Regions from separate parts of the Homo sapiens genome. Here region 2 is linked to region 1. The links are chromatin loops, found by intact Hi-C in ENCODE. Cell type or tissue: endothelial cell of umbilical vein. All regions are shown on one strand. Each heading gives the region's core, and the rest is flanking DNA. Links, peaks and the distances in the headings are about the cores only.

Region 1 (5,381 bases), core at 67-5,066:
TTACCACTGTGACTAGGTTACTATTTTTTTAAGAGAAGGGTGAGGTGACCGCCACAGCTATCTCATGGCATCATTTCAAGTGCCCTGCAAAGATCTCCCTTGACCCCCGAGGTGGCCTGAAATACTTTTCACTGAATATAGGGACCTTCATTTCAATGAGATAAAGTTTAAAATTCAAAATTCTGGACCAGAGATGGGAAAGGACATATCTCTATTTGCACACTGTGGTAAAAATGACTAATAATACTTTGCTGGGCTGTACCTTGGGAATGGGCTCTTTATTTAGGGGTTCATAGCTTCAGCCTCCTAACTCCTTTTTTTTTTTTTTACCCCCCCACCCCCCGAGACAGAGTCTGGCTCTGCCATCCAGGCTAGACTGCATTGGCACAATCACAGCTCACTGCAGCCTCAACCTCCCGGGCTCAAGCAATCCTACCACTTCAGCCTCCTAAGTAGCTGGGACTACAGGTGTGCGCCACCATGCCCAGCTAATTTTTGTATTTTTTGTAGAGATGAGGTTTTGCCATGTTGCCCAGGCTAGTCTTGAACTCCTGGGCTCAAGCAATTCACTCGCCTCAGCCTCCCAAAGTGCTAGGATTACAGCACAAGCCACCATGCCTGGCCCCTAACCCTAACACAACTCTGTAGGTCAGGGGTCCCCAAGCCCCAGGCCATGGACCAGTACATGGACCACTACTGGTCCATGGCCTGTTAGGAACCAGGCTGCACAGCAGGAGGTAAGCAGCAGGTGAATGAGCAAAGCTTCATCTGTTTTTACAGCTGCTCCCCGTGGCTCCCATTACTGCCTCAGCTCCGCCTCCTGTGAGATCAGCGGCAGCATTAGATTCTCATAGGAGCATGAACCCTATTGGGAACTGTGTACCCAAGGAATCTAGGTTGCATGTTCCTTATGAGAATCTAATGCTTAGTGATCTGTCACTGTCTCCCATCACCCCCAGATGGGATTGTCTAGTTGCAGGAAAACTCAGGGCTCCCACTGATTCTACATTATGGTGAGTTATATAATTATTTCATTATATATTACAATGTAATAATAATAGAAATAAAGTGCAAAATAAATGTAATGGGCTTGAATAGTCCCGTAACCATCCCCACACCCTGGTGGGCCCATGGAAAACTGTCTTCTGCAAAACCAGTCCCTGGTGCCAAAAAGGTTGAGGACCACTGCTCTAGATCATGTGGGTTGATTTTGCTCTTCCTTATCACTAAAGAAAAATGAGTACCCAGCCATTGGTCATGTGTGGGCGAGAATGGTGCCTTACAATTAAACCAAAGAGCGCTGTGCATGGCGCTGCTCTCCCTTAGCTCCAGTAGAGGCGTGGGGTCAGCTTGCTCAGCTCCCTGAGTCTGGGTTCCCCCTGTCCCTTGGTCTCAGAAAGGTACTGAAGCCCCGCATTCAGCTGGATGAGGAACCTCTTGGACCTTACTGTTCCGCAGAAGTGACCCTAAAGCCGGACTCACTGCCCAGGTCCACTTGAATGGTCTCATGGGTTGCTACTGAAATGGCCCAAGGTTTGAAGCCACTAAGAGCGGGCATCAAATCCTAGCTACCCTCCTCATCTGGGTCACCTTGGCCTCGCTCTTCACACTCTCTGACCTCAGCTCCCTCACTGGTAGTGGAGGACATGGGTCAATACACTGTCACTATTATTGAAAGCTCAATACATTGTGACTATTATTCATGAATTCTTTAGCTGCCTTATTTCCACTTCCGGATGCAGACTTGTTTACAGCCCTGAATATAAAGGAATCAAAGACCAAGAACCTGATGACAATTAGGTTATATTTGTTACAGTTCTGATCATTTTTCTCTTCGGGTCCACTGATCCACAAAAAATACGTATATAAATAACAGGCAACCAGGTGCCTTATGCAAGGGGGAAAAAATCTTAAATAATCTTGTTTTTGTGGGTTTCTATTTTCCAGAAAAAAATTAATAAATACAAAAGGATTAATTTTTCTGCTTTAACATTTTTTAAGTGCACCAAAAACTTTGTTAAATACACAAGTAAATATATGTCACTTTAAAAAAAATTATAGCCAGTGCAGGATAAGAGAGGGAAAATCCATTGGAAAAGAGGGCGCCGCGGGACAACCCTAGGATAGGAGATGGAGCCATGGATGGGCCCAGAGCTGACTGTGGCATCCGAAAGATACGCAAGGAAAAGCAGTGAGGGGGCTGTAAGGAAGAGGTGGTGAGGGAGTCCCTGAGGGAAAGGAGAGGCTCTGCAAGGAAGGAGAATGACGGGGAAGGCAAACGTCTCCTCCTCCCTCCCACACCCTCTGCCGGTTTTCCCGCTCTGCCTCCTGGCGCCCTTTTCCGCCCAGAAAGCAGGAGCCCGCCTAGTCCTTCATGGCGGGAGAACAGCGCCCTCGTGTGGACTGCCGGGTTCTTGGTGCTAGAGGCAGTTTGGGTCCGTTGCCTTTTCACTACTCCGGACACACATTGTTTTTCAGCAAATGAGAAAGCCGCATAAGCAGCATCCCAGGCAGTTTCTTTGCAGAAAACTTGGTAAGGATCAAACAGAAATAAGCCAAGTGCAGCGATTTCCCTCACCCACATCATTCACCTCCGGCAAGTATCTGACTCTATTTCTCTTTCCAATGCCCAACTTCGGGGGTGCTCATCCCAACAGGCAGTAGCTCCTGTAGTAGCCCAACCGTGCATCCCTGAGAGGCGTAAGGGCAGGGAGCTGGCAGAGCCATGGGGACATACGTGGGGACAGTCTGGAAGGCGACGTGATTGGCCTAGGATGCGAAGGGTCCATACTGACGTAGAGAGGGGCTGGGCAACCTCTGGATGCACCAGAAAATGCTGTGCTCTCCCAGGGCAGTGGGGGATTCACACATAGGATTCCTCCATGGCTCTGGTGTTGCTGGAAATACTTCTAGAAACGCCCATTCAGGAAATGGAGGGGTGCACAAAGATTTCTTTACAAAGGTGTCGTTTGCAGCTTTATTTGTAAATCTGCCATTTTGGAAGCGGCCTAACAGCAAATAGGAGGGGCCTGATCAGATACACAGCGCTGCTCCCATCAGTGGAATGCCGTGGAGACATTAAGAATGATGTGGCAGGCTAGGTACCATGGAGAAATCCCATCTCTACAAATAATACATATATATATATATATATATATATATATATATATATATATATATATATATATAAAATGTATATATATAGCCGGGTGTGGTGGCGCACACCTGTAGTCCCAGCGACTTGGAAGGCTGAGGTGGGAGGATCGCTCGAGCCCAGGAGGTAGGGGCTGCTGTGAGCCGAGATTACGCCACAGCTCTCCAGCCTGGGGACAGAGTGAGACCCTGTCTCAAAAAAAAAAAAAAAAAAAAAAACCCACAAGATACCGCATCCAGCCATTCACTTCCAACCTGTGCACTGCTCTGCGGTCATATGCTTTCCTTCTATTAAAAATAATAATACTAATACATTTAAAAAATAATGCAACAGTCTATTTAATGGCAAATGGGCACATATGCTCAATGTCATGTTAAATGTTAAAAATACAAATCTGAACATGGCATTATGGTGTAGATTTGTCTTTCTTAACCCCACTTTTAGTTTGTTCTATCATTTTTTATGTGCCTTTGTAATCCATGCTGAATCCTTTAGAATAAAATGGAGATTTAATAAATAAGGAAAATTATATGTACACTAGATCCACCTTCCAAAATGTATTTATGCACTTAGAGAGGAGGACAGAGAGAGAGAGGCACAAGATAAGTGAAAAGTACAATCCTGAAACATTGTGACAATCCTTACCTCTAGCTAAGGATGGTTGGTCATTTTTATTTACATATTTTATATTTGTTTTCATTTTCTACACTGAATAGGGTTTACTTCTTAAATCAGAAGAACAGTCCATTTTTTTCAAGAAGCAGAATTGTGGCCTAGCCCACCTGCCTGCCATTCCTACCCATGTCTTAGGCAGGTGAGCCAGGCAGACTCTCTCGAAGCGAATCAGAAACATCTTGGGAGGTTCAGCTGAAGGAACAAAGGACTCCTCGCATCCAGGATCTTCCAATGCCAGCATTTGAGCGATGCCCTAAAGAACCAGCCTTGTCCCACACAGGAGGTACCATGTGAAGCTGTTATTGATTGTTTACAGGTTAGTATAAAAGGATTTATCGGTGTCATGTAATAGTTTTGAATAGGGCTTGGAGTCCGGGCTCAGAACTTAAATTCTCACTCTGTTGTTCACTAATGTTTGATTTGGAGTGATGACTTATTCTCCTCATCTGAAAAGTGGAGATGTAATCCTTATACCTCTCAAGATTGCTGAGAAATTAAATGTGGTAGTCAGGCTGCACCATATGAAGTTGGTGGTTTTGTGGGTGTGAAGTGGGTGATCCCCGGCCATTTCTGGTTCAATCCGTGTACATTGGGAGCTCAGCACGGTGCTGGCAGGTGGTCAGCGCTTGCTCAGCCTCCGCACGGTTCCACCCCCATTCCACAGATCAGGCTGTACAGGGCCGAACGTGGGAAAAACAGGGCTGCAGGAAGGCATGCAGGGCCTGGGAGGGAGTTGTGGGGAGGAAGGAGGGAAGAAGCCTCAGAACGCCAGAGGCTCTCAAAATGCAGCGTGGCCAAAGCTGATGCAGCGTCAGCCTCCCTCTTGCCATTTTAAAGATACTCCACCCCCAAACAAACACACACACCCCTCACCCTTCTGACCTCATTAAATTTACTTCTACATGGCATAACTTTCTTCCCCAGTCTGAGCCCTCTGGGATCCACCTTGTGACCTCAGAGGGCTAACGTCACAATGGGGACCCTGAACCCTCACTCCAGCTTCTCCCCTGGGCACAGGTTTGCTGGCAGGTGCCAAGGTGGTAGGATATGCTTCCTCCCAACCTGGGGAAGGTGCAGAGGCTGTGACTGAAGCAGCCTGGCATGGTGCTCCCCTTGGTCCTAATTAACTCAGTTATCATAAGTTCCATTGCATCCAGGACTGAGATACCCAAGTCCAAGGAATGGGGAACCATTAGAGACACACTGGCGGCGGGGGTGCAGGAAAAGAGAAAGCCACCACTAGTCAACCTGGTGGGACTTCCAAGGAAGGTAATTCAAGGTTAGGCATTTTCTTGGGATATCAGAGTCTGAATCAACTTTCATCTGAAATGAAAGGTCCTGCCCTGCCCCAGCCAGAGCTGCCAGTGCCTCCGCCCCTTTAATAGGGACTTGGTGCTTTCTCAGTGCCACCCATGAAACTCAAAACTGAGTGGGGGCATTCCACTGATGGTTTGGGGGTTCAGTGAGAAGGGAGACGGGGTGTGGGAGAAATGGTGGTTTCAAAGACTCTTCCATCCTTGGGTTAGCTACTCTAAGAATAACATGTACAACC
Region 2 (5,381 bases), core at 285-5,284, 1.8 Mb before region 1:
TTTAAATCTTCAGTTCCTCCTCTATAACACGGAAGTGGTAACTCATTGGATTTCGGTGAAAAACTAAATATATGTCAAGTCCTTAGCAGAGTGTCCAAAATATTGAAAATGGCTCTATGAATGTTAGCTATAATAAGGTTAAATTATAACTTAAAGTAAAATTTGCTATATGCCATTAAATGCCACAAAATGTGCAATCTTTATTCAACACATACGTGAGGAACACCTACCCTGGCCAGATTGTGGAGCCCAACAGTGAATTAGTCAGACATGTCCCTGCCCCGGAAAACTTACATTCTAGGGAGGAAAACAGATATTAATAAAATACTGAGCACATTTTGGTAAGTTAATATTCTCCCCAGTTGATAAGGAAACACGAGCTCAAAGAAGTTAAGGAACTTAGCAAAAATTCAAGCCCTGTATACAGCAAATCAGAGATTAGAATACAATTCTGCCTGACTCCCTAATTCATATTTCATCTACCACCATGTGGCTTCAGCAATAGAGGATTTATCTTCTGTAGGTTTAAATGCCTTCCCCATCTCTACCACCACGAAAGGGCCTGATTGCATTCTTTATACTGTGTGTGTAAACAATTTCTCACAGACTGGGAGCTGAGAAAATTAGGATTTATTTAATGTTTGGGAAATGTAAAGGTAAAGAGAAACCTTTGATTCATGTGATGTTTTGGTTTAGTTGCTCAAACCCTAAATTTAAAAAAAAACAACCACAAAAATCAGAGACTGGGGAGGAGCAAAGGTCTTAAAACATTCTTCAGGTATTTTTAGTTACAGCTCAGAAAGCCATAAAGAAAAAGTTATAAATAAAAGTGCTTGATCCTGCACAGTACTCATTTACTAGGAAGACGCTATATTATGCAAAAGCATACTTGAATGCTATTCAGTGAAACAGGTAGAAATAAGCTTTGACATATATCACAGCACATGGCTAAATCTGGTGTGGAAAAACCCCACAGCATTGCCATCACAATGAAATAAATTATTCTTTTTATTTTTTCAGTTTTCCTGATTTAAGCCTTATAGTTGTTTCTGTGAAGTTTTACAACTTTCTTCTGCAACCAACCCTTCTAAGGAAGTTGAGGATTTCTTCTCTCTGTTTTTCCCTCATCATCTTCTAATGATAATATAGAGATCAAAACTCAAGTGGTAAAAAGGAGGTAAGAAGAGAAAGTAGGAGATGAGTAGAATATGCGAGAATGAACTAATTAACTACATCAAAAGGGTGGGGCTGAAGACACTTTCATTCACCCAGTCTTCCAAAGCTATTTGTTTGTTTTTTGAAACAGAATCTTGTTCTGTTGCCCAGGCTGGAGTTCAGTGGCACGATCTCAGCTCACTATAACCTCCACCTCCCAGATTCAAGCGATTCTTGTGCCTTGGCCTCCCGAGTAGCTGGGATTACAGGCATGTACCACAACACCCCACTAATTTTTGTATTTTTAATAGAGACGGGATTTCACCAGGTTGGTCAGGTTGGTCTCGAACTCCTGACCTCAAATGATCCTCTCATCTCAGCCTCCCAAAGTGCTGGCATTACAGGCATGAGCCACTGCCCGGCCTCCAAAGCCATTTGTTTTGTTTTGTTTGTTTTGCTAAACAAAGAGTTTAGCAAAAAGGACCAGAATATAACAGCCAAATCTAAATTTTTTTTAAAAAATACTAGTAACAAATCAATAGCTCTTATTAGGAAAGTCGATAAATGTCAGCCAGGCTCACAGTGACTAGGACAGAGTTAATGAACTTACTGTCCATCCAAAGGGTCATCCAGAGCCTTACTGTCCTCACACTCAGCTCTATATGCGAGGTGCTTGACAGACAACATCTGGTTAGTTAAAATAAATAATTTTAATTTCTTATAGATTTAATCAGAGACTGGGTCTCGCTATGTTGCCCAGCTGTTCTCGAACTCCTGGCCTCAAGTGATCCTCTCATCTCAGCCTCCCAAAGTCCTGTCATTACAGAGACGAGCCACCGTACCTGGCTATTACTTAAATAGTAAATTCATTTGGCATTGCCATTTGGTGCTGATGACCCTCTTCAGAGTCTCCCCAGTATCTGCCAAGTTTCCAGACAAAGTCACAATCACAAGGGCATACTCTGAAGAGGCTGTTTATTCGGTACAGATCTTGTGTATTTTTAATCACAACAATTTTCCTTTTATAAAGAAATCTCATTTGACCTCTAAATAGGCCATCATACATTTTATATTTTCTCTGAATTTCTTCTTGGGTTGGGATCCGAATAGTTTTCATCAAGGGTGGATTGCAGTCTTCCTAGGTACATCTTTTTTTTTTTTTTTTTTTTTTTTCAGAAGAGGGTTTACTAATTTTATCAGGTTCTTAAAGAGGTCTGGGAACAAAATAAGGTTTAGGATTATTGGTTTTCCAGTCTCTAATTCTTACCTGTTACCTCTAAGTCCACTCACTATCTTGATCCTTAACTGCTTCCCCTCTTGGAAGCATCTTTGGTCCTTATAGGTTAGTACAGGTTTTTTTCTAGATTTCTGATCACCACCAATCAGAAAATATTTATAAATTATATGCTGAAAGATCTGCAGAATCTTGCAAGCTTTAAAGACTATAGAATGAAATACTCAAATGCTGTATTCTTTTCTCATGTCTGATGAAGATACCTGTGCCATGTATTTTTTAAAATCAAAGTTAAGCCTGCGCAGTTGGGTTCAGTTTAGCTACATGAATTGTTCTAACCCTCATGTTGAAGTCAAATGGTTTCTTCAATGCATTTTTTTTCTGATAAAGAATAAAATAGTGTATATTTTGTAATACCTAGAAAAGAAGTTTTAAAATGTTCTCAACACAAAGAAATGATAAAAATTTAAGGTTTAGATATCCTAAATGCCCTGATTTGATCATTACACATTGTATACATGTATGAAAGTATCACATGTACACCAAAAATATGTACAATTATTATTTATCAATTAAAAATATTTTTTAAGAAGGCAATGAGGTCTTCTTATTTTTCCTTGTAGCCTCAGTATTGACTATGACCACTGAGAAAGCCAAAATCCCCACTCATTCACGGAATGTGGGGGTGGGACCAACCCCCCGAGAATTTCCCTAATCTTCCTCCAGGTGTCAGCACAGGCCCACTCATCTTCCCTCCCACCCCACCCCCTCCTGTCCATTCATAAAGTGGAGGGTGATTTGTGGTCTGCCTCACTGTGATTGTAGAGGAAAACAGCCATCTTTGCTTGTCTCTGCACTAGATTTGTTTTTCTAATTTCTTTTTACTTGAAGGTTTACCAGCTGCTTTATTACCAGAGCGAGGCTTCCTTGCAGTCTCTTTTCTTTTTCCTCTCCCCCTCTGTTCCCCTCCTTTTTGTTCCTAGAGACAATCAGTGTCTCTGGTCCCAGCTGCCACTGCTGATTTTTCATTACAGTTTAATTTAAAACTGGGATTGGAATGGAAATGTCTTTTTGCCATTTGGGGTTTGTGAGGCCTGTGGTTTTATTGCCAAAGGCACAAATGTTAGTTACTACTGTTTTTCCAGAGTTTGCTGGGGAGGGTGAAGGGGTATAGGAGAGTAGGAGGGAAGAAAGACAGACTGACCTAGTGGAAGTGGGAGGGAAACTGGAGGGGGAAATCCCTCTTTCGGAAGGCAACTTTATTCTGCGAATTGTTTTGTTTGATGTTTTGAAGAATACGAGTTGGGTCACGAGGAGGGAGAAATGGCGTAGGATCTCCCCAAATGTGTATTTATGTAGGCTAAATATTTGTCAGCCCTGGAAATGAGATGGCTGAGGGAGGGACGATCACACAGACACAATTTGGAACTAGCACCAATGTAGAGAAAATGGTTTTCTTTTTAAGTAATAGTAACGTCTGTGGCTGATTCACTTGACCACAGCCGTAAATGGGAATACCCAAGGAAGGACTAAACGGTATCTAACCTCAGAGGAAACAAGCTCTACATGTTTCTATGCTCTCACCTAAAAGGAGACATCAGGCATCTATCTGCACTAGCTTCTGTGTTCTCTCTCCTTTTATATTTCTTGGACTCAAGTCCTAGGATTTATTTACAAGCCTCCCTCCAGTCGTATCCCAGTCCAGCTACACAATTAATGTTTCCTATAATCTCTTAGAAGGTTCTTAGTGAATGATTGTTTTGATCAGATTAAAACTAAACAGTCTGCTAAAATTGATGATGTTTTTACCTATCTAAGTGTAAAATTAAGAAGGAAGGACATTCTTATTTGAAAGTAATCATGCAGCAGGCGGTGGAGAGAAGCTGAGGCATTTGCACACCTTGATTTCAATATTTAGCACTGACATTGGAGGCAGTTGTTTCCTGGTTGGGGAGGAATCTACAGAAACCGGAATGTCTTATCTGTCTTGCTAAAAACAATTACTGTCTCTCCTCCCAGCAAGAATCCCGCTCCTCCTGGATACACCAGTTTTGGATGTCAAACCGAATGCTCCATTATCTCTACAGATCGCGCTGACTCTTCACACTGTGGAACATTTCAACCTCCTCTCCAACTGGCCTCAGGCGGCTGTCGGACTGGTGAACTTGTCTGGGGTAAACACATCTCCCTGTCACAGAGCAGCCCAAAGACTCAGCGTGCTTTGCGGGTGCTTAAGGCCTTGTGCTGCCAGTCTGCACATTTTGTGTGCTCTTGGTTAATCGGGACATTTTATCCAAAAGCACATTTCGGCCAGGCTTCCTCTCCTGCAGACTCACCCCCATCCACTCCTTCCCCACCTGTCTAGGGTGTTCTGTTTCCCTGCTGCAGGGCGGAGGGCAGCGGTCCAGGAGCCCCACAATCATCCCCAGTTTCCAAAACTGTTGTGGTTGCCTTTGCAGTTCACACGGACATTCTAGTGGTTGGAATTTGCTCACAGAAGACATTCTACTAATAACAGGGGAGATAGTTCTCATTTGTCTAGTTCAGAGTTCATAGCACACAAAGGGGGAAAGAAAATAATAATAATGGAAACCGTTTTAACCCCACCAGCTGCCCCGCCTCCATCACAACAACAGAAACAAGAACAACAACGACAACTCCCTCACCCTGTGCCCTGTGTGGTTAACTCCAACACAACCACAGCCCCCGTGCCGGAAGCTGTGTGTGGCTGAACGTCCCGATGTGATACTGAAATATGTGTAGAGGAAATGCCTCTTCTGACCCCTCAGTGAAGCTTGAAACTTGAAGGAGCTGATTGACATTTGAAGAAAGCAGCTATTTTTGTGTGTGTGCAATTTTCCCGGATGAAGAAAATTGTCCAGCTCTCCCTCTCCGTTGCTCAGCCCTCCCCCAGAGGCTACATCTCATACCAAGCAGTGGGCTCTAAGGGCAGGTCTGCTTGTGCTGTGAGGACACAGGTGACGTCTTTAAG

The links. Peaks named below come from ENCODE experiments on the same cell type or tissue, not always from the same donor. Only the 100,000 strongest peaks of a DNase experiment are listed, where the experiment ranks them.
Region 2: it touches region 1 in a loop (13-fold over the local background); 3 of 110 quality-filtered maps call a loop at or near these places.

What each region holds. Positions count from the first base shown.
Region 1 is chr2:205,883,402-205,888,782 of GRCh38, forward strand. No RefSeq gene overlaps it. Among named protein-coding and RNA genes, the nearest start is that of INO80D-AS1, 200 kb to the right of the region's middle. RefSeq lists enhancers at 3,993-4,493, 4,494-4,994. In endothelial cell of umbilical vein, for the core only: a CTCF peak has its summit at 2,405 (motif pointing left); a DNase peak (open chromatin) is centred at 2,380.
Region 2 is chr2:204,105,331-204,110,711 of GRCh38, forward strand. No RefSeq gene overlaps it. Among named protein-coding and RNA genes, the nearest start is that of ICOS, 170 kb to the left of the region's middle. In endothelial cell of umbilical vein, for the core only: a CTCF peak has its summit at 3,104 (motif pointing right); DNase peaks (open chromatin) are centred at 3,181, 4,041, 4,431 and 5,121; H3K27ac peaks cover 2,100 bases.